Regions from separate parts of the Mus musculus genome. Here all the other regions are linked to region 2. The links are chromatin loops, found by intact Hi-C in ENCODE. Cell type or tissue: heart. All regions are shown on one strand.

Evidence for each region. Hi-C counts contacts between places; a loop is a spot of excess contacts. Peaks named below come from ENCODE experiments on the same cell type or tissue, not always from the same donor. Only the 100,000 strongest peaks of a DNase experiment are listed, where the experiment ranks them.
Region 1: a loop joins it to region 2, with 6 times the contacts of the local background. A loop is called at or near these places in 26 of 42 quality-filtered maps.
Region 3: it touches region 2 in a loop (8-fold over the local background); 5 of 42 quality-filtered maps call a loop at or near these places.

The regions. Positions count from the first base shown.
Region 1 is chr10:75,247,348-75,255,347 of GRCm38, forward strand. Specc1l (sperm antigen with calponin homology and coiled-coil domains 1-like) reads left to right here. Exons shown (of 16, transcript NM_153406.3): 5 at 1,090-1,297. Among named protein-coding and RNA genes, the nearest start is that of Specc1l, 39 kb to the left of the region's middle. In heart, CTCF peaks have their summits at 3,891 (motif pointing left) and 7,934 (motif pointing right); no DNase peak of the experiment used is centred here; H3K27ac peaks cover 837 bases.
Region 2 is chr10:75,179,347-75,187,346 of GRCm38, forward strand. It overlaps Bcr (BCR activator of RhoGEF and GTPase), which reads left to right. Exons shown (of 23, transcript NM_001081412.2): 20 at 778-912; 21 at 1,789-1,894; 22 at 2,223-2,385; 23 at 2,894-5,577. The coding sequence ends at 2,983. Among named protein-coding and RNA genes, the nearest start is that of Specc1l, 29 kb to the right of the region's middle. In heart, no CTCF peak of the experiment used is centred here; a DNase peak (open chromatin) is centred at 3,145; H3K27ac peaks cover 216 bases.
Region 3 is chr10:75,387,312-75,395,311 of GRCm38, forward strand. No RefSeq gene overlaps it. Among named protein-coding and RNA genes, the nearest start is that of Gm40694, 9.4 kb to the right of the region's middle. In heart, CTCF peaks have their summits at 3,023 and 3,731; no DNase peak of the experiment used is centred here.

The sequences.
Region 1 (8,000 bases), 68 kb after region 2:
GCGTGTGCACCCACAGAGGCACGGAGGATGTTGGATCCCTTGAAGCTGGAGTTGCAGGCTGTTGTTGAGACCCTTGATGTGGATGCTGGGAACTGAACTGGGCTTGTCCAGAAGAGCAGGGGTGCTCTTGACTGCTGAGTATTTCTCTGCCCGAGTGTGGGGAAGTTTTAAAGGGAAAGGTTTTATTACATCAGTTGTTAAACTTTGAATAACTTAACTTATTTTTTATGTATTTTAATGATCCCTTTTTAAAAAAACTTATTTCATGTTTGTTTCAGGTGGGGGAGGGAATATGAAAGCATGTGTATTGGGGGTGCATTAGTCAGGACAACTTGTGGGAGTTGGTTTCTCCTATCATGGGAAACTTCAAGGATAGGACTCAGCTCATTAATTTTGGCAGCCAACGTCTTTACCTCTGGAGCCATCTTGCCAGTCTGTTAGTGATCACTTTTAGAGATGTAATTCAGGAGATACATGTTGAGGGGCACTGTGAACTAGTACTTTGATAAAGACTACTTGAAATGAAAGTGTTCTGTTTGTATGTGCTTATTGTGTCTACGTGTGTGTGTACTATGAATCACGCGAGGAGATTGGAGGATGACTTGGAGGCTGTTCTCTCCTTCCTCCAGGAAGGTTCTGGGAATTGAACTCAGGCCCCCTGGCTTGGCAGCAAGCACCCTTCCCTGCTGAGCCATCTTGTTAGCCTTAAATGTTTTTCTGGTTTCATATTTGATTTCATTTTTTTTCTATTATAAATACTGCACTTTTATAAGTGAGGGTAGCATGCTAATCACTCATCAAATGCACAACTTAAGTCCAAATGTTGGAGAAGAGAAAACGTCCCCCAGGTGGCTCATAGATAACCTGGGGAAGTTCAGTGATGCATCAGTTGACTTTAGTCAGTGAGGCTTTGGGCTTGTGCTCAGACAAACCAAATGCAAACCTCGTGCAGTTGTAGTGCTGGTCCCCAGCGTGGCTAGGTTGTCAGTCAGTCTGTCCGTAGCTGCTCGCACCTCACTTCCATATCTAACGGTAAGTACTTTGGTTGTAGAGTTTATCCCCAAACAAGTCTCCTTTTAACTTCTTTAGGTAGAAGATGAATACCGAGCTTTCCAGGAAGAGGCCAAGAAGCAGATTGAAGATTTGAATATGACATTAGAAAAACTAAGATCAGAGTTGGAGGAAAAGGACACGGAGAGGAGTGACATGAAGGAAACCATCTTTGAACTTGAAGATGAGGTGGAGCAGCACCGCGCCGTGAAGCTGCATGACAACCTCATTATCTCTGATCTAGAGAGTAAGTAAGGCAGTGAGTGAGAGCGACCTCGTGCGCAGGCGCTCAGGCTTTGCCCACCCCACCTCTGCGTGCTGGTGCTCCGTGGTGAAAATAGCAGTTCTGACTAGCACACAGTATGGACACAGTAGCACGCTGACCTACCGAAAGACACTTTGACAGAGGTGTGCTTCACACCTTAGTGAGGAAACTCTGGGTCAACTATGTTGTGTTCTCAGATGTTCCATAGAAGCATTATTTGAACATTGTATCTAATTAATGAGAATCTCTGAAATGAAAAGGCTAACAGTCAGTTATTTTCCAGACCATAAGAAAAGCCATTAATTTATTTTTAGTGATTGCAAGTGAACAGAGTTGGAAAAAATAAAATAAAATAGGTTAATCTTGTAGCATACTGATCATGGAACACAGGTTTTTGTGTTTTTAAATTTATTTGATTTTTCTTATTATTCTGAGAATTTTGTGTCATGGTAGAATGAAACCTGCATTTTAAAGTTTCATTGTACATTGAATGAATTGATTTTTAAACTTTAAAATTTTTTTGTATTTGTAAGAAAGTTGAGCAATCAGATTTTTATATGAACCTAATCTATTTTCTCAAGAATTGTTTATTGATTACAGGACAGAAAAGAAACAGCAACTCCTTATGCAGTAGGGAAAGCTGAGCAGTGTTTGGGTTTTCATGTGGGTCATAGAGGCATGCGGTACTGGGCATAGCACAAGTGAGGGCTGCTCTGACTCAGGCACGTGCCAGCCACAGGGAAACAGACCGACAGCATGAGCATGCGCTGGTAGCAGAGGTGTGGAGGGGCTGCAGCCCTAAAGACATCAGTGTTGCAAAAGAGAAAGGCTATAGAAAGGTCCCAGATAAAAGAAGACTCAGGAGACAAGATAATTAGATGTAATGCCCATGTCTAGACAGGCCCATTACTACAGGGGAAAATGATATAAAGGCATTAATCAAACACCGAGTTGTGGCTAAGAGATTAAAGATATGCTAATAATACATTTAGGAAGTTGATAATTACACTATGTTTACATAAAATATCACTGTTCTTAGAAACCACACACTGAGTTTTTCAGGTGAAGGGCTGTGATTACTATACCCCCAAGGAGTTCTGGGAAGAAATTAGGCTGATGGGTAGATATAGAAACGAGCTATGACAGCTGATAGGACAAGTGAGTTGTATTCCTGCTGCCTTTTGTGCGATGCTGGAGATGAAGCTCAGGACCTTGTCCATGTAAATTTCACATTCTTACCACTGAACTACATCCTCACTTTTATATGCCTTTATATTACAGACCTAGAGATAGATTGATTGGAGTAGGCATGTCTGATGCATTAAAGTTTTTCAGACAATGGGTGTATGCAACACTCCTTCCGACACTCTCAGTTCATCATTTCTTGACAAAGCAATTATCATATTGGGCCTATCACTAGGCTGATGGGGACATTGAAGATACTTGAAGAAGAGCAGGTCAGGTGCGGGAAATGTTCAGGATAGAACTTGGGAATTCTAAGTTCTGGTTAGCTGATTGTGAATCTGGATTGACCAAGGTTTTGTTGAACATTCTGGGGCCCCTATTAAAATAGTCAGTGGTGGGACTGAATTTTTTTTTAAAGAAGATGGTGTTGTTGTGACTGCCATGAAATTTCTCATCCACAACTTAATCCTTCAGGGTGGTCTTAGTGTCTCATCTGTGGTCCAATGCTTAATTGACAGAGTTCTAAGCTGTCTTCAGCCGCTATAATAAGGTCTTGTTTCAGAGTCAAAAACCAAACAATAAGAACTTTCAGCACTTATATTTAGAGTTTTAAAAAATATATAACATTTTAAATTTTTACACACACACACACACACACACACACACACACACACACACACACACACATCTGTATGTGGACTAGATGTTCAAGAAGCCCAGAGGAGGGTGTCAGAGCCCCTGGGAGCTGGAGATTAGGTGGTTGTGAGCAGTCTGACATGGGTGCTGGGGACCAAGCTAGGTTCTTCTGGAAGAACAGCAAGCAATCTGAACTGCGGAGCCATCTCTCTGACCCTGGATTTAGTATACATTTTTTATTTGTGAGAATTTATTTAATTCTGCTTTTTTATTATACATTTTAAAGTATTTATTAGCACATATTAATTTTGCATGACAGTGTTTCGCTTAGACACTTTGATATGCAGGTATATTTTGACCATGATCACATTACCCTGTTGTCTACCTCCTGCTTCTCCCTTCCTCTTCTCAGCTAGTGTGTGCACTTGTGAGTTCTGCTAGGGTTACTTACAGGAATGTGGGTGGATTTTTTTTTTTTTAATTTGGGCTATTTATAGGCATATAGTTGAGTCACCTGTAGTTATCCTACTGATGAGAACACCTCTTCCCCCAACCAGTAGTACTTTATAAAGCTTCAAAGAGGGGCGGGGTAATTTTTCTTCTTGCCTGTAAGAAGTGTTTAAGTTTTCCAGACAATTCCAGAGTGACTTTGGAAGCTCCTTGTACTGTCCGTTGGGTACACTGGTACTGCCCTGTTTCCCATGCAGTTAGTCCTTGTGGTTTTGCTCATGGGCAGGAGTGACATCTTGTGGTAACTGGAGCATTAGCTAGGAAGATGTTAAATGATGAAGATCTTGGGGACAGAACATCACAAGTCATTCATTTTTCACATATGGATTTTAACTAGAAAATGACAAAAAACCAAGAGTAATTAAAAAAATTTATATAGCTTCTTTTACAATTTTTTAAGATGAAAAGTTCAAATGTACATTAGTATTAGAAGAATAATTATTACCTAGTGCTATTGTCTTTGTATGTATATGTTGAACTACTTAATACTAACCCTATGATGTTTAATTCTTAAATATTTAAATGTGATTCCTAAAAGAAGATTTTACTGAGCACTTCTAGCAAAATTATTCTTAGTTTTCTAGTATCAACTAATAGTTCATAATTAGATTTCTCTAGCTGTCATCAAAATGTTTCTTTATAGCACTGTTTACTCCCAGGTTTTAGTAACTCCTTTTTTATAGTCCTTCAGACTGATCCAGGACCTCATGCTAAGCAAGCTTTCTCCTAGCCTTAGATATTCATCTATTTGGGTTTTTATTTATCTTAGACCAGCTTTAAACTCATGACCCTTGTGCCTCTTAGTTTCTACAGTTATAAGATAATAAGTGTATACTATACCTCTCTCTCTTAAATAATAACCAGTGTCTAAACAAATTTTATACTTTATGTTAGATCTCTAGTGTTATATTGCAGTTACTTTTTCTCTGGAATTTGATGGCAGTTAATTTTTTTTTCTAGAAAATTCTCACATTTGGAGTTAACCCAGCAAATGATACATGAATTTTTGTTGTTTGAGAAAGCAAGATTTCTTCTGTGGAATATTTTAACAAGCTTAGAACCTCCTAGTCAGCTCCCAAAAAGGCCTTATAATTTCAATAGTAGTCGCTCCTCAGTCACCCCAAGATAAATTCCTGACCTTGGAATTGGTATGTAGGACTTTACAACCACTCCTGAGCTCAAGTATGTGGAGGAGAAGACAGATTGAAGGGACAAGTGGGAAACTGCAGAGAAATAAAAACTACAAAGCAGAACAAGTGTAAACGCCTTAGCATTTAAGGTAGAAAGGTGCCATGTAAACTCAGAACTTCGGTTCAGAACACGGCTTCAGACCCCCACGCCCTTCCTTTCCGTAAAAGAAGACTAGGGATGAAGTGTGAAGCCTCAGTGGTGCTAATGCTGAGAGTGCGAGTGGATGAGTAATTCTGAGTAACTTGTGAAGTGTAGAAAGCATAGTCAGAGGTGGGGGGAGTAAATCAGAACAGAAAAGCCTGCTGTCCAGGAGAACAGTGAGGCTCAGAGGAATGATGTTCCCAGCAGGCTCTGCGTGGAAGGGATCATGTTACCAGAACTGCCCGCTCAGGACTGGCCACTGGACTGAGGTCCCCCACGTACCTGTCTGCTTTGCTTATTTGCCTCTGAGCTCAGATTCTTGTGGATAAAGGAGTAGAATTGGATGCCAGGGTTCTTTGAATGACCTTGGTGTCAGAAAGGGAAGTGGATTGTGTCTCCAGAATGGTAGGCTACCGTGTGGTCTGGGAGAGAGAACCACATGGAGGGAAAAGTAAGTTAGACCCCGCTGTGAATTGGACACCCCTCCCAGCACTGGCTAGGGTCCAGTCCTCCTGTTAATGTGGCATTGCAGAGCCTTTACTAGTTGCTGTTCCAGAGAAGCCTGTGGGTGAACAGTGACACCTGCAGTTGCGGAGTGATGTCCCCGAGTTGAGTCTGGGGAGCTGGCTCAGTGGGTAAGAACTTACTCTGTAAATACGAGGTCCTGAATTTGAACCCCAGAAAAGAAAACAGAAAACTGGACATGGCTATGCATGCTTGAGAGAGCAGATTGGCTGGCCAGCCTAACTGAAGTAGCAAGCTTTGGTTCTGGGAGCGACCCTGTCTCAAGGGAATAAGAGAAAGGGCACACACACACACACACACACACACACACACACACACACGTTTTCATATTAAAAGTATATAAATAGGCAAATCAGAAAAAGTCAGATACTTGGCATGGAAAAGAAATAAAAAGAAAACAATGCCAGTATTCATTAAACATATGTGAAAGAATTAAAAGATTGATAGCAAGCAAGAAGAAGGAAGAATATTCTTATGTGCCATTAAGAAGAGTATGATTGCTGCATCTTTCTAAGGATGTTGATACAAAATTTTATTAAAAGAGTCAGCAGTTCACTTCAAGGAACCTGTCCTTAGTAACAGCATTGTAGGATTATAGATGTGCATATGGGCTTGTCGCAGAACTGCTTGTCACCACAAAACTTGGAAATAGTCTGTTATATTTTTTAAAGATATATTTTATTTTATGTGTATGAGGTTTGTGAGTGTGTGTGTGTGTATGTGTGTAAGTGCACTGTGTGTATCTTGTGCCCTGAGAGTTCGTAAAGGGGTGCAGAATCCCCTGGAACTGAGTTATGGATGGTTCTCAGCTGCCATGTTGGTTCTGGGAACAGGACCTGGATCCTCTGCAAGAGCATCCACTGCTCTTAACTAACTGCTAACCCATCTCTCTAGTCCCACAATCTACACTTTCAATAATTGTAATCTAGTACATAGCTTGTGTACACAGTGTGAGTTCCCGTTTTCATTGCCATTATGCCAGTGAGGATGGAATGGACAGAGCTCAGTACACTGGCTAGAAGATGAAATAAGCCAGCTGCAGTGCATGTCTGTACTTTAGAACCACTTAAAGCTTCAAATGTAACATGACATGAGAATGGCAGCCAGATACAGTGATCCTTTAAAATGCTGACTTCATTGTGCTGTTAAACCATAAGTGAACTGATAACCTTTCAAAACAAACAAACAAACAGACAGACAACCCAAGAAACTTAACAGTGTTCTTGAGGTATACCCTTCTAGTGTACACTGAATTAGCTTAGGTTGGTACTTGCAAAGGACCCTTCATCATTTCTACCTTTGGAACTTTCCTCCACATAATATCTGAACAGTTGTGTAATGACTTCGCTGTATTTTAAAGTTGGAAATTATGTTAAGTCTGTTAAAAGGAGATTTTGAAAACAAATTCTGATATGTTACTTTAATAAATTACTCTGGGGCCATCTAGATCCTACTACACATCTGGATTTACTGATAATGGAGTCCATTATTTGCTGCAGGCTTATGAAACAGTACAAATATAATCTCATTGTGCTTAATAAAGAAAAAAACCAGGCAGATGTGGTAGTGTATCTCTAGTCCCATGTAGTATGTTGCCGAGGTAGGAAGGATGTCTTGAGCCTCTGCAGGAATTTAAGGCTTGCCTGGGCAACACAGCAAGACCAAGTTCAAACAAAAACCCAAACCAAATGGTACACACTCACAAATCTAGAAGGATGTAAGTCAAATGCAAATCAAGGCAACCTTACTTCCTTACAACTTCTATCTTCATTGTTTTATTGTGAACATGTCTTACTTTTAGAATTAAGAAAAAAGTTATAGCCACATTTTTTGGAGAATGGGAGAATAAAGATTTGGACAAAATTAAAAAATAAAGTAAAACTCTATAGTTCATTTGAAAACCATTTGTATTTTCTCCCAGGTTCTGTACACATTGCCCATCTCTTGTGACAGATTATTTACTCTTGACTTTTCCTTTGCTCTGAAAATAATATTTAATTCATTTTCTGGGAAATGCTGGACCAGATGGAAGCAGCTGATGGTAGTACCCAGAGAGCTTTTGGGCTACAGGGATCTGGGTGAGTTTATTAAGTCTGCAAGAGGACCATAGCCAGAGCCTGAGCCCATGGTAACTGCCCAGTAATGTCTGCATGATTGTGGGCATATGAGAGCTAGCATGGCTTTCTCTTGGTTTGTCAGGGATAGGTCATTGGAAGAGAGACAGTTAAGAAGCCCATTACTAAGCAAGAAGGGCAGTTTCCAGAACTATTCAGAGGAAAGTTAGATGGAATAATAATGCAAGTGCAGTTTGTCAGATTTCTAGAATAAAAATAGTTCTGTAAAAAAAAAAAAAAATGGAGGTTTAATCTGTAATTTAAAAGCAAGGAGATAATAGTTCTTGTTTGTGATAGGATTTGAATTGAAGACAGTAGGTGGCAGTGTCGCTCACATAGGGAAACTGGAGAGGAAAGCAGCTCATTTGAAGATTCCTGAGTTG
Region 2 (8,000 bases):
CTCAGTGTTCCCCAAAGAGCAGGCAGACAGAAACAGGACTCAGAAGGATGTTGTACTTGCAGAGTCTTTATACCACCATCTTGGCCTGGGCCATCAAGGACCCAGCACTCCTCGATAAGACTCACTGTCATGTTTCAGCTTCTCCACGCAGCCTTCTGTCTTAGATAAGGTTTCCATCGCTGTGAAGAGATGTACCATGACCACAGCAACTCTTAAAAAGGAAGCCATTTAACTGGGGCTGCCCTACCGTTCTGAGATGTAGTCCATTTATTGTCATGGTAGGAAGCATGGCAGCTTGCAGGTAGACATGGTGCTGGAGAGGAGCCAGGAGTAGATAAGCAGGCAGCAGGAAAAGAGAGTGAGCCACGGGATCTGGCTTGAGCTTCTGAAACCTCAAAACCCAGCCCCCGTGGCACACTTCCTCCAATAAGGTCACACCTCCAATAGTGCTACTCTCCTGAGTCTGTGGGCACCGTTTTCATTCAAACCACTACACCGGCTCTCTGACACAGAGAACCAGAGGCTGCCTAAGTCCTAAGAAAACACCCAGTGTGACGACTTAAGTGACTCAAACAGTCCCTACGCCTGCCTGCCTCTGCAGCTGGTGGCCCTTCTTCCCAGCAACCCTGTCCAGACTCAGTCACACAAATGCTGGGGGGCGTAGGGAAACAAACCACACAAAGGGGATGGCTACACACGTGTGTCATCAAGCTGTGTCAGCCCAGGCAGGTTGCAGACCTGGGACCCACACGGAGGCTGTTTCTGCGTTCTCTGCAGATAACAAGGATGTGTCCGTGATGATGAGCGAGATGGACGTGAACGCCATTGCCGGCACGCTGAAGCTCTACTTCCGTGAGCTGCCCGAGCCCCTCTTCACGGATGAGTTCTACCCTAACTTCGCAGAAGGCATTGGTGAGCATCGAGGGCCCTGGCCTTGTGGGAGGCAAGCATCTCATGGCCTCGTCCATTCACTGGCGCCATTAGGAGAGGGAATCAGACTGTTCCCCGATACTCTGTTCCCACATTCGAACCTAACCTGAGGGAGTTGGCTGTGCAGTGCGGGTACTAAAAACCAGGCCATCTGTGCAATCTCTGACAGCTGCCTGCTGCCCTCTCCTCTCAGTATGGCCAGAGGGTAACCAGTCTGTGTGGCCATGGACGTGTCCAGCTGTGGGATCCCCGTAGCCACAATGAACCCCTAATGCTCTAACCCCAGGTCCTGGCCCAGTCAAGCAGAGATTTATGCCCAGCCTTCACCTTTAGTCAACCTGGATGATGGTGCCCAACTCACACAGGAGGCAGACATACCCCTTACTTCACCCTTATGGTAATCCAACCTGCAGGGCCGGTTCACCACAAGACCTGGCCTCTCAGGCTGGAAAGTGCCCCTAGGGTGTGCGTGTAAATAAGGGAAGCTCCCAGGGGCTGGGGGAAGGGGCCTTCCTATGTGCTTATAGCAGCAGACAGTGCCCCTCCCCCCAGGCCTCCCACTTGTCACCCCCACCCCCAGTACAGGCCTACCCATAAGCTATACAGGTGCCTGGGTGCTGCTGCTCGTTTGAGATGAGAGAAGGCTTTTTTGGTATCTCCCATGCTACATAAGCCTTTACCACAGGCCTTCCTCAGTTGGAGTCAGTCTAACTGTGTGGCCTGAGACAATGTTGGGCGCCTGAACTCCTCAGTGCCTTCCAGCATAGGCTTGGGGTTCGGGGTGTTTCGTCTGACATCCTCATGAGAGGTCTCGGGACTGTGCTCCGACCCTGGGAACTGAACGCCCTCCTTCTGTAGCTCTTTCAGACCCCGTCGCAAAGGAGAGCTGCATGCTGAACCTGCTGCTGTCCCTCCCAGAAGCCAACCTGCTCACCTTCCTCTTCCTCCTGGACCACCTGAAAAGGTAGCGCCCGCTCTCCCATGCAGCCCCCGTCCCCAGAAAACCATGCACCACCAAGGGCCTTCTCTCCTTCTCAAGTCTCCAGTCGGTTCCCACACTAGGGACTAGAGCCGATGGCATCCCTCTCCTCTGCACCGGACACTAAGCCACAGCCAGCATTGCACTTGAACTTGCCCTTCACTTCCAGATCATGGCCCAGAGCTGTCCCAGCTGCCCACTGGCCTTGGGTTCTCTCTGTCCCTGACTCCTCGGACTCTGGGGGATAGAATCTTTATATAAGCCCTGAGTGTGATGTTGGAATAACACCTTCTGCTCTGGCTTCACGAAACAGGGTAGCTGAAAAGGAGACGGTGAACAAGATGTCCCTGCACAACCTCGCCACGGTCTTTGGCCCCACACTGCTTCGGCCCTCAGAGAAGGAAAGCAAGCTCCCTGCTAACCCCAGCCAGCCCATCACCATGACTGACAGCTGGTCCCTGGAGGTCATGTCCCAGGTATAGGAAACAAGCCGTAGTCCATTGTTACCCTGGTTTGACACTTGTCGGGTAGACAGCCTCAGCCTACTTCAGCATGAGCCGTTCCCACCTCAACTACAGAGGCCTACCTACTATCACTGAGAGGGTCAAGAGGGGCCCTGGCTACTTTAAAAAAAAAATTTATTTATGTATTATGTATAAGTACACTGTAGCTGTCTTCAGACACCCCAGAAGAGGGCGTCAGATCCCATTACAGATGGTAGTGAGCCCCCATGTGGTTGCTGGGATTTGAACTTGGGACCTTCGGAAGAGCAGTCAGTGTTCTTAACCACTGAGCCACCTCTCCAGCCCCTCTGGCTACTTTTAGCCCCTCTGTTCCTGGCTAGATTTGAGCCCATCTGCTAGTCTTTCAAGCTCAACTCTTGTCACCAGCAAGGTCTCTTAGTACGGGAGCTGTGTGAGCTGAGAGAGGCTTCCCACCTGCACCCCTCTCACAGGTTCGCCTCTCCCTTCTCTGCCGGAACAGGTCCAAGTGTTGCTGTACTTCCTGCAGCTGGAGGCCATCCCTGCCCCTGACAGCAAGAGACAGAGCATCCTGTTTTCCACTGAAGTCTAAAAGCCAGGCATCAGTCATCTCATTAGGAGGCCCACAGAATGACCTGGAAAACTGGGACGAGAGAACCCGCCCACAGAGTGGGAATGAGACCCTTCCTGCGGTGTAATTTAGCCATTCCGAAGCTCTGGGCCATCTGCCAAGAGACAAGTACCCAAAGCGAAAGGCCAAGGGGCCTGCGAGAATCCAGGTGTGTCTGCAAGCCCCAGGCTGGCCCCCAGACTGTACCTTTCCCTTGTTGCCACCAGAGGGCACCCCAAGTCAGCCCATCTGCAAGCCTGCGGACAAGGGAAAAGAGGCGGAGAAGAGAGTGGTTTTTACGAATCTAATTTATCAGAGTTTTAAAAAAAAAAAATCTCTACTGGATCATTTGTTCCGATGCACCCTCTCTGGGGAATAGGGACACCGTCAGATCCCTTACTGTTGTGTCTTGAATAAACACTGCTGCTGCTTCCTATTGTGGGGGCCACAGCCATGTCCCTCTGTTTAGGTGGGGATGCCTTCACGTTCCCTGACGTAGAAATTCCGCTGTGTGTGTGACAGGGTCTGAGATGCTGACTCGGCACTGTAACATCGTCAGCCCTGGCTGCTTGCTCCGTCCTCCCAGAAGGATGGATGTATGTGCAGAAGCAGGTCAGGCTCCTGTTCTCTGATACTCTTGTCTGGGCTCTCTATGCACCTCTCAGGAGTGTGCTCCTCCACAGCCCAGAAGTGTCCCAGGACCCAGCACGGGGAAGGAGACCCTGGTCGTCACGCACCTTACAATTCCTTCTGCAGGGAGAGTGGCCGAGCCCACTGATCCTTACAGCCTCCCTTCTGTCTTACAAAGGCTGTGATATCTCCAGCCTGGCTCTGACTGCTGTCTCTCTCCCTCGTTGCCCCATCTAAGAGACCACTCCCTTCCCTTGCTCCCGTCTGAGCAGACTCGGTTACCTTTCTCAGCCATCTCTGCTCCAAGACAGCAGTTTCCTCTAGTGGCTTGTTTTAATACTTTGATCCGAAATAGCTTTTGATACTTGAATATTTTTAAGTTTTATACGTAGTTTCTAATTTTTTTTTTCCTAATGGGTTCAGACACCTAATAAGATACTAGAATGTACACCGTGGACAGGCCATGTCCAGGCAGGGTTTTGTCTTCCTTTGAGAGCCGGCTTCCTTTTGTTTGGAGTCGTTTCTGATGCCTCCCTCCAGAGCATCAGAAATATGGGAAGAAGGCTAGGAAAGTCAGGCCTGGGGATAGGAGCAAGATGGAAAGCTAGCCCACCTGCGGCCCTCCCACCTCAATCCCTGTCGCTGGGTGGGAGTCGGAGTAGTTGTCTCTTACTGGCCACCCTAGTTAGCAAAGGGAAAGGGAAAACCACTGATTGTCTTCAAGAAGGAATCCCATAAACCCTTGCATCATTTCTTAAAGGGTAGAATCCCACCCTTGGGTGACAGAGGCAGAGTTGCCATGAGCTCAGGACCAGCCTTGGCAGCATCATGCTTATCTGGACAGCCAAGACTACTGTGTAGGGCTGGCGTACAAGTAGCTGGGGAGAGAAGAAAAAAGGCTGACGAGAGACTTGAATCCTGAGCTGCTCCTGCAGGAAGGCATAATTTTAGGGGTGTAGACTGCCTGTCCCGTGAGGACTCCTGCACCCGGTCACATACCCCACAGCCCCTCCCATGTCTGGACGGTGGGTATGCCCACCGATGGCATCCACCAACCCCACAGCACATGGGGGACCCCTGAGAGGCAGAGCCATGTCTTCCCCTCCCGTCTGCTCTTGAACCTGCCTAAGGTATTGGGCAGGAAACAAAAGACCCTACAGGGTCTCTGTCTGCATACAGTGTTTAGTTGGCTTTTTTTTTTCCCCTCAGCAGAGCTACCCATTGGTCTGCTCTTGAGCATTTTTGGACCCACTGGGCTCCTCTAGTTTGGCTGTTCATCCCAGTCCATGTCATGGCTCTGACCCTGTAAGGGGAGCACTGCTGAGAAAAGCTGAGTAACCTCCCAGCCCCCCACTGTTGTTTCTGCACCTCCTCCCCTCCCCTCCCCCCCAACCCATTGTTTGCTTTGTGTCTGTCACCTTGAACTGGAAAGCAATATATCAATGTGCCAATGTGCATTCCCTGGCCCACCCCCTGCCTCGGTTCACTTTATTTATTTAGGTTATGTGTTATTTGATGATGGAATGAGCATCCCTGTGTCGGTCTAAAAAGTGCCCCTCCGCCATCGGGCCACGGCAGCAGTGACTGGGGCTGCCTCTCTTACCGCCTCACGCCTTGCAGGCCTCTAAGCTGGCAAAGAAAATACATGGCGTTGTCCAGGAATGGGGGTGACTCAGCTTTACCCTCTGCAAAGAGAATGACGGCCCCAGTCCGTTATGACCGCCCACCAGGCGTGGCTGCCAGACGCTAAAGGAAGAAGTGATACTTTCTTACCTTGGGACCTGGGTCCTGGGCACAGTGGGCTTGGCTTTCCTGGTGGTAGCCTGGCCTCTGCAGTGGGTGGATGGTCTCTTAGCTGCGATCCTGCTTTTGAACTCGGCTGTCTGTACTACCACTCTGTACCAGAAGGACCACGGACACTCTCATTAAAGTCTCCTGAGACTACTTCGGTTTGTGGTGGTTTCTAGTCGGTCAGTCGCCTCTCGAGTTTGAAAGCCCTGCATTGCTGGGGCAAAACTAGAACCCACAAGCATAGGGGGAAAAAAAAACAGTGTTACAGAGCTCTCATTGTCCAGTCAGGCCGTTGGTGGGGGAGGAGGAGTCTACATTGCACCACTGTGGGAAGTCCTGCTTTCGTGGAATTGAGGACCCACAGGTAGGTGCCAGGGAGGCAGCTTCAAGATACAGAGCAGCAGCTAAGTCCTCAGACCCAAGGACTAGTCTGGGCAAGGACCATTGCCTTGACTAAGGATGAAGAAGAGAAGCCACCTGGGAAATGTAGTCTTGACCCTGCAAGTGGGAGAGATGGCAGTAGGGTGGTTGACCAGTCTTGCTTGTCTTACTTGACCCTGGTTCTCCTCACCTATGCCTGTTTCAAGCCACTTAGCCTGCTGGGATTGCAGAGAGGCAGCTAGATCCTATCTTTCTATGGCATGCAGAGGAGGTGGGTGTTCTTAGATGCCTCTAGCCTTGCCCTCAGAAGCCTGCCCAAATTACAGGGAAGCAGCACCCAGAGTCAACAAGTGTGTAACTCGGAGTCTTTAATGGCGGCAGCTAGGGAAGAGGAGCCTAGCCATATCCAGGCAGCCATCACATTATCTTCAATAGCACCTATAGCAGGTCACCCCCAATAACTTCCTAGCATAAGGGTCACTTGACAAATGGCCAAGAGTGGGGAGCCTGAGCAATGTGACTATCACTGTTGCCACTGCCATCCGATGACAGTGCAAGGTTATGGGGTGTTAGGTGTGACAGGGTTACTCAGAGTAGCAGGCTCTCACTGCCCCATTGGTGACTTGACAGAGTCACCATGCATGACCAAAAGAGCTGTACCCTCACCCTTGGATTCTGAGAAGCCTCAGCAGCCATAACCCCAGGCCCACTCCAGAAGCATGCCAGATCCTACCCTTCCCAGGAAACTGCGTACGATGATGAAGACGGGCTTCTACCAGTACTTGGCTATGTCCGGCCCCTAAGAGGTTACAATCAGCATGGTCTCTTACATTGTCTGCCTGGCTCTGTTTGGAAAACTTACACGCATAAGAGCATTCATGGCTCCATTGCATCTCTAAACTAGGAGTTGGTTTTTCAAGCAAAGCTGACTCCTCACCGTGTTTCTCCATGCAAGGGCCACGTCTGTCCAAACCCAGGCCAGTAGTATGGCTTAGAGACAGGGTCAATCACTGTGTCTCAAACCTGAAGTTATCAACACTTCCTTGATCCCTTAGAGCACCAATTCTAAACCAATAGGTCACAAACTGCATTTGGAGAGAGGGGTCAAATGACCCATTCACGGATATCCTGTATCTCAGATATTTACAGTACAATTCATAACAGCTATGAAGTAGCAACAAGATCATTTTATGGTCATAGGAGTGGGGGTCAGCACAACATAAGGAACTGTATTAAAGGGTCACAGCATTAGGAAGGTTAATAACCATTCACATAGAGGAAAATGGAGTAACCCCACTTACATTAACACCTCAGATCCTGCCTGCCGGCAAATGCTGAGCTCTGTCCCCAAACGTACCAACTTTATGCGAGGTGTGTTAGGGTCAACCTTGACCCAAACACAATAGCACAGGCTGATGCTTTCTAGCTTCATGACCCATCAAATTCATACAGAAATCACAAAAGAACGTCTTGTGACTCCTCCCACCCCAGCGTCCCAGCAGCCTTAAAAGGAAGTTTTACAAGGTCTGAAGAGGGGCAGTGGCAAATAGTTCTGGAAAGATAAACAACATGAAGAGTGACAAACTGCTCTTGAAGAGACCCAAATGGCTTTGGCTGGAGCAGTGCCCACAGTGCCAGCAAGACTGGAGCAAGACCCTGCCAGGGAACGAGGAAGCCAGTGGAGTTTGAATCCATCCCGTCTGGCCTAATGGGAGTGGGAGAGAGCTGACAAGCCATGGTCGGCTTCCAGGGAGAGCCCTGTACCCTCCAGTTCTTACAGAACGGCCAGCCAGGGGTGTAACAATGACAAGCATTCACAGAAGGGTCACATCTAATTCATAACCAAATTAGAAAAGGTACCAGTTACTCGGAGAGGAGTAAGTGATAAACTTCCCTAAACCCAGCAGCCTGCCCTGATGTCAGATGGTAATACATCCCAAGAAAGGCCTCAGAGTTCCTCAGACCTTGTCCCCAACTACAGAAGTACTTCAGAGACTTAATCTGCATCCCCATCCTGAGTATGGAATTTGGAAATGGCTCATCTGACTTGGGCTGTCTAGCAAGACCATGTTTCGAAAAGCAAACAAGAAAACAAATGAGAAAATACCATGGAAAGATGGAAGGGGAAAAAAAAAATCATATGTCAAATATTGTCAAGGGTACAGGAGACACTGACTGAAGAGGGAAGCCTGGACCA
Region 3 (8,000 bases), 210 kb after region 2:
AGCAATGAAAACCCAAACTCAGACAGAGGGGAAGCTCCAATTGAAATATTAATTAATTAATTAATTAATTAAACAAATAAACTAACAACAAAACTCAAAACTAAGCCAATGAACACATCTAGAGGGGAGTCCACAAGTTACATAATTTGCTTAACTTACATACTTATGACTTTAAGCCAGGCATAGCTGGACAGACTTTTTCAGCCCTGCCTGGTGGTGGAAGCAGGGGGATCAAGAATTCAAGGCCAGCCTTAGTTGAGGTTCAGCTAGCACTACATGAGACCCGTATGCCTTCTGATAGAATAAAAATCTATTTTCAATATCTGGAAAAGTGATTAGTTAAATACCTTTTACTTTATGCATATGACTTTTAAAAAACTATGTGTATAGGTATTTTGTTTGTATGGTGTCTAGCTGCATCGTGTGTGTGATCCTGAAGACCAGACAGGATCACTGGATCCCCATCTGGTTGTAAAGCACCATGTGGGTGTTGGGAATTAAACCTAGGCCCTCTGGAAGAGTAGTAAGTACCCCTAACCACTGAACCATTTCTTGAGCCATCTTCCCCCCATAACTTTAATATTTAGTTTCATTTATTCCCCATGATTTTTTTCTTCATGAATACAGGGAAATGAATCCAAGCATGAGAATCTGTCATAGATTTTGAGAAGTCAAACCTGCTTTATAGAAATAGAAAGTCAGAGATAAAAGTGTTTGGGGATGATCAGGTTTGACTCGCTCTGATAATAGACTAATACTGTGCTGATTGGATTTTTTTCAACTTGACCCAAAATATAGTCACCTGGGAAGAAGGAATAACAACTGAGAAATTGTCTCCATTAGACTGACATGTAGGCCTGTCTATAGAACATGTTTTTAAATTAATGACTAGTGTGGGTGGGTGCAAGCCACAGTAGGCAGGTGCCACCCCTGGGATGGTGGTCCTGAATTGTATGAGAAAGCAGGCTAAGCAAGTCATGGGGAGTGACCCAGTAAGCAGTACCCATCTATAGCCTGCGTTCATGCTTCCAAATTCCTGTCTTGAGTTCCTGCCTTGGCTTCTTTCCATCATAGACTGGAACCTGTAAGCCAAATAGACCCTTTCCTTTCCCAGTTCCTTTTAATCAGTGTTTTCACACCATTTAAGTATTGTGGTGCTTTGAATATTCTTGGGGAGTAGCACTACTAGGAGGTATGGCCTTGTTGGAGGAAGTATGTCACTGTGGAGGGGGCTTTGAGACCCTCCTCCTAGCCATATGGGAGACAGTCTTCTTCTGTCTGCCTTTGGGGCAAGATGTAGAGCTTTTGTCTCCTCCAGCCCCACCTCTACCTGGATGCTGCCATGCTCCTGCCTTGATGATAATGAACTGAACCTCTGAACCTGTAAGCCAGCTCCAATGAAATGTCCTTTATAAGAGTTGTCTTGGTCATGGTGTCTGCTCATAGCAATGGAAACCCTCACTGAGACAAGTACAGTTTAGGTCAAAAATCAGTAATATTTCCTTGCCCTCATACAAAGTCTAGGGAATGAAGACTTCTGTATATTTGCCACCAGGGACTTTGTTCACTCACTGATACTTGAACACAGTTCAAGTTTTACTTTTTCTTGCCTTGAATTCTGCTCATGCACCACCTGAACACTTCACACATTTACATATAGCTGACTCTTACACACTGTATGACAGAGCTGGAAGGCTGCAGACTTGAGTTACCAAAAGGAGAGTTCTGCTAGTCTTGCCAAGTACTTCAATCAATGCGCACTTACATGAAAGGATCATCTTTCATTTTGTAAGCTCCTCTCTCCCTCTCTCTCTCTCTCTCTCTCTCTCTCTCTCTCTCTCTCTCTCTCTCGCTCACTCGCCTGCCCGCCCTCCCTCCCTCCCTCCCTCTATCTCTCTCTCCCTCCCTCCTTCCCTCCCTCTTTCTTTCCCTCCCTCCCCTCCCCTCCCTCCCTCCTTGGAATAAGCACTGCTGTAATATTCCTTCCTTCCTTTGATTGGATAATTCAGACATGGACCTTGCTTATTGTTTTGATGTTTACGAACGAATGCAATCATTTTCTCTGAGGACTACAGTAGTGAAGTCTCTAGAATAGTGTAGGTCTGCTTCTTGTATATTATTCCCCAGGACCCTCAGTCTGCTTGGGATCTAGGTGGGTGCTTTACAGTGGTTGCCTTCTGCTTCAGCCTGGCCTTTCCTCCTTGGACCAAGCTCCTATGTTTACTAAACATCCTTCTGGCTCACATTTGTTCTCCGACATCTGGACCTTTATGGCACTTTTGGTAATGCTATTTCATAACCCCATGAACACTGATATCAGTAGTAAAGATTAACCATGTGTTGTGTCTATAATTCTCACCCCCTAAGAGGGCTGTCAATTATAGACCTAGGTAACACTCTAGCCCTCTCTAAGCCTGACATTATAGGTCTTTCACTGCTCCTGGCACATAGGAGGAGCTCAAGAAGTAGAAATTATTATGATCATAATTAAGAGAACAAGCATCACATATGGGGTTGATATTTGCCCTGGGTGCCTGATTCACGAAGTATGTATTTATAAATGTAACCAGGAAATTGAACAAATTCTTAATGGTTGTAACACCCTTGTGAGACAAACAACTTCTTGCTACAGGCTGATGAAACTAATGTCATGGACCCATGCAGCTACAGTACATAATTGACAGAGATAGAACTGTGTTTCCCAGAGGCCCGGTAGGTGCATGTATGGTACCATCTACAGCTGGATGAGTTCTTTTTTGGCTAGTGAGTGTGGAGGCCGATTTTTGGAAGAGAACATGGCTTTGGACACAGGCCAAAAATCTACAACCCCCTTAAAGGGAACTTGGAATTATGAAAGGACTCTCGGGCTGGAGGCTGTAGCCTCTCTAGAATACATAAAGCCCTGGGATCAATCCTGAATATTGCGTTGCTACCACAACCACAATCACTAGAAGAGGCTCTGGTGATGACTAATTCATAGAGAGAATTGAAGCTTGGAACTGTAGTACTCACACAGACCTGAAGGTGAGGCTCAAGGGCCCTGGGGTTTAACAGTAGTCTGAGCTATAAACTCTAACAAGAGATAAGAGGGCCAATGACCAGAGTGACACTCAACCTCTAGACTCCAGTCTTCTTGGCCAATTGTAAGTCTCAAAGGAGGGTGTTTACTAGCAGAAAGAGACTTGGGTATGTAGAAATAAGACAAATTAAAGTGAGAGAGCAGAGAGAGGTTGGATGTTTCAAACATAGACAACTCCTATTTCAGGCAAGGATGATGTCAAAGTTGAGATCTGAAGTAAGACTAGGAGCTAAGGGGGAAAGATGGGTCTCTTGCTGAAGATTGGGCTGAATTTGTCTGTGGTGCAGCTGGTATTAGGGCATCAAGGCTAGTTAGTCATTACAATAATCTGGCATACATGATTTCAGCATATAGCATGGCAGGCTTTAGGGTACTGGTTTCTGCAGATGGTGAAGTACAGAGCTTTAGTTCGTTTGGTTCTTAATAACTTCTTTTCACTTGGTCATCCAGATTTCTTGACTTCGACGTCTTAAATACCAGCTGTCTATCTTTTATTGTTTTTGTGAACTGTTTGTAGTTATTTGAAGTAGATTCTCCATCAGGGATTTTTGTTTGTTTGTTTGTTTTGTGATTTGGGTTGCAGTACTACACATAAATCATGGCTTTTCTAGGTCGAGGAAGTATCTCATAATTGGCTTTCTTCTACAATACTCCCACCAAGTGGCCATCAGGACTTTGTCTACACATAATGAAGGATTGAGAGAGAAGCCATTCCTGCTAGCATCCTAACTCATCTTTCCCCCAAGCCTCCAAGACAGTGTTTCCCTGTAGCCTTGACTGCCCTGGTACGCACTATGTAGACCAGGTTGACCTCAAACTCACATAGATCTCCCTGCCTCTACCTCCCAACTGCTGGGGTGAAGGGCATACACCACCACTGCCCAACCCTAACTCATCTTTTGACACAGTCTGTTGGAAATAATTGTCCTAGTTTCCATCCATTGACTTAACGCCTATCATTGGGCTAGATGGGATGAACTAAAACCTTTTGTTGTATGGCCAAAATCAAGGTCCAGTGGTATGATCCTCTCCCAGTTCGTTTGCTTTCTTTTGCTCTATGAATGTTCCTCTAGTTTTCAACCCTTGTTATTAGATCTTCTTGCTTTCTTTCCCATTGATGTAAGACAATATATACACGATATATCTTACCTAGAGATAGGTGTGTGTTCCATAGGCATAGAACAGAATAAGACGAGCTGTAGAGATGGCTCAGAGATTAAGAGCACTGACTGCTCTTCTGAAGGTCCTGAGTTCAAATCCTAGCAACCACATGGTGGCTCACAACCATCCATAATGAGATCTGACGCCCTCTTCTTGTGCATCTGAAGACAGCTACAGTGTACTTAGGTATAATAATAAATAAATCTTTGGGCTGGAGTGAGCGGGGCCAACTGGAGCAAGCAGAGGTCCTAAATTCAATTCCCAGCAACCACATGAAGTCTCACAACCATCTGTACAGCTACAGTGTACTCATATTCATAAAAATAAATAAATCTTTTTTTAAAACAACAGAATAAGACAATCACCTCTTTTTGTGCTCTAGACACTATAATACAATCTAAGACTATATTAGCTCTTTTGACAGTCATTTTCTTCACTCCCGTTAAACTTATATCTAAGTGGATTTCCCTAAGTATCATATAGTATTTTTTTTAAATTATTCATTTTATGTATGTGAGTGCACTGTCACTGTCTTCAGACACACCAGCTGTGAGCCACCATGTGGTTGCTGGGAATTTAATTCAAACCTCTGGAAGAGCAGTCAGTGCTCTTAACCACTGAGCCATCCACCTCTCCAGCCCTAATATAGTGGTATTAAACCAGCTCCGTACTTATTCAACAGTTTGAGGAAGGAGGGTTGATGGACTAGCTTGGTTACCATATTGATGATATTCTTGAATTTGAGATCTGAATGTCCAGCAGGGGGTTTGGACCCCTGATGTTATACAAGCCTTAGTTTTCTAGGTTACATTATAGACAGTTGAGTGGTGAATCATCCACAGGCTGGACTTCAGCTTGGGCTACTCAAGCTTTGTGCTGTTTCATGGTCTCAGACCACAGCCTTCTTCAAAACCATTCCTCTTCCAAATAACTTATTTTGTCACTGGGAGACTTGGCATAAAGATTACAAATGATTTTGGTTTAAAGCGATTATTGCCCCTAGGAAAAAAATAAGCACAAATATCTGTTATGTCAAAGACAGTATGTTTATAACTCCTTATGGACAAATTCCATCCAGATACCTTTTTATTAATTAAAAATGGCAGATTATCACACTGTGTGAATTATGGAATACCATTAAATACAGTGTGTTTAGTTCTTTCAAGTCAAAGAAAGTACTTCTATTTTTTCCAAGAAGAAGTAAAGATAAAAAAACACAGTGACTTGTCCACAATTACAGAGCAAGAAGGAATTTCAGGGGCCAACCCCTCAGATACAGGGCAGTCTTTCTATCCATGTTTTCCCAATACAATACAAATCATTTCTTGACCTGAGACATTAGTATCCAATGTTCTCTTCTTAGCTGTTGGTAAAATGTTGCTCTTGCTAATCACACACTCCCCTACTCACAGCATCGTAGACTTTATGATTATGCTAATGCTTTAAACATAGAATTCATGAGATACCAAATAACCCCACACACACACAATGTAGAAGTTAGACCTAATAGTAAACCCCTGGTTAAAACCTGTTCATGTACCCGGTCCACTGTTCTTTCTCTTCTTCAACTGCTCCTCAGAATGCAAACAGATAGTTTAGACCATCAGTTCTCAGAGTACAAGCAGATAGCTGTGTTACCTACAGCGAGACGGGTTTAAAGAAATAAAAGAGCAGATGTAAATTCTCTATAACTGAGAAGCACTGTGGTTAAAGAGCCTTCCAAACACATAGTCTAAGGAAACGTGACCCAGGAGGCCACTCAGAGGGAGATCATCTGAGTTTACTTCTGAGTAAAGAGTTGGTCATATGAAACAGCACAAGGGTGTGGACCCCCAATATCCACTGCTGTTGGAGCTACTCAAGGACCCAGATCCCTTCTGTACTAGATATCAAGTGTACAAAGATGGCGAAGAGCCTTGTTGAAGTGAAACAATTATATGTCTTCCTGAGTCTTTTGATAAAGCAGAACACATAAGGTATTGGGTTAATATATGCAAAGGAGCCAAAAGAGGATGAGTATTTACATGGACTGATATGGTGTTCAATTAGACGCCATAGTAATTTCTGGAGCATCAGTCTTTGTAGATTCAAAGACATGCTATATCTCTAGCTGTAAGAAACACAGCATACTTGCTATTAACTGTACATAGTACTGGAGTACCACAGAACTTGAAAAAAACACGAAGGATTCAGGAAGACTTCACTATAGAGAAGACACTGCACTCTAGATCCAAATATGGATTATTTGGATGAACAAAGGCAGACGTTTGGAAAGCTCATGCCACCAGGCATAATAGTGGAGTCTCCAAGAAGCCCACATAAAGACAACAGTAACAATAATGAAATAAGTCCTATCAAGGAAATCACTTTCATTCTAATGCAAGGAATATGAATTTGAGACAAGACTACCCAGGGGCAGGGATATCCTTAATTGCATAGCAATTGGATCAGCCCAAATCTTTTTCAGCTTAACTGTAACATGGAATATAGTTTCAATTCCAGGCCGTGTCTGTGTTAAACTTGGGAATCTGATAAATACCACAGCATAAGATGAGCCAAATGAGAGAGCCCGACGTCATCTCCTGTTTAACCGATCAGTCTGGTACTGAGGTCAAGAGCAAGTTAAGTAAGGAGGATAAGTGTATAAAATGGTCCAAATACTACAGGAGATAATGAGAGTATGGGCAAAGATGGGAGCCACTGGGATAGGTAAGGCACACATGATGGTTAGTTTGTTAACTTGACATACCCTAGAACCGTCAGGGAAAAAGAGCCTTAGTGAAGAATTTTCTCCATTGGGTCGGTCCATCAGCATCGCCTATGAGGGGTCTTTTTTAATCCGGTTGAGGTGCAAAGGCCTATGGGTGACTGCATTTCATGGACGGGTACCCAGACTGGATGAAAATGTCAGAGAGAGGTTCTCAAGAGCATCGAGTCGTCACAGATCCTTTGTTTCAGAAGTCTGGTAGCAAAAGGTAGGGAAATGGGGTAGGCTTGTTACTGTCATGGCCAGCTGTAGGAGCATGAGGCAGAGCTGACCACATTGCTCCCATAGAAAGAGAGGGGATGTTCCCGCTCGGCTGCCTTCCTCCCTTGGATGCAGCCGACACACCCCAGCCCACACACCCCAGACAAATCATATTGTCTTCCTTTTAGAGCGAGTCTCCCTCCACCCCAAATTAACCTAATCTAGATAATCTCTTACAGGCGTGTCTCCTAGGTGATCCTAGATCTGTTAAGTTGACCATCATTATTACAGTCTGTGGTGGTTTGAATGAAAATGGTCCCTATAGGCCCATGGGGGAGTAGCACTATTAGGAGGTGTGGCCTTGTTGGAGTGGGTATGGCCTTGTTGGTAGGTGTGGCTTTGGGTGGGCGGGGCCTTGCTGGAGGAAGTGTGTCACTAGGGATGGGCTTTGAGGTTTCAGGCCCAGGGTCACTCTCCTTGCTGCCTGAATTAAATGTCGAACTCTCAGCTACCTCTGCAGCACCACGTCTGCCTGCATGCCACGATGCTTCCCACCATGACGATAATGGACTAAACCTCTGAACGGTAAACCCACCCCAATTAAATGTTTGCCTTTGTACGAGTGGTCATGGTGTCTTTTTACAGGAATAGAAACCCAAACTACAACAGCATCGTAGCAGGCCAGTGAATAATTGAAGTTCATCTGAGACATTTTGGTTCGGCAATGACGCCTCTCCTAGCAGGCCTTCAAAGGTTTTCCTTTCCAAGTGGAAAATGACAGACCTCTTTTAC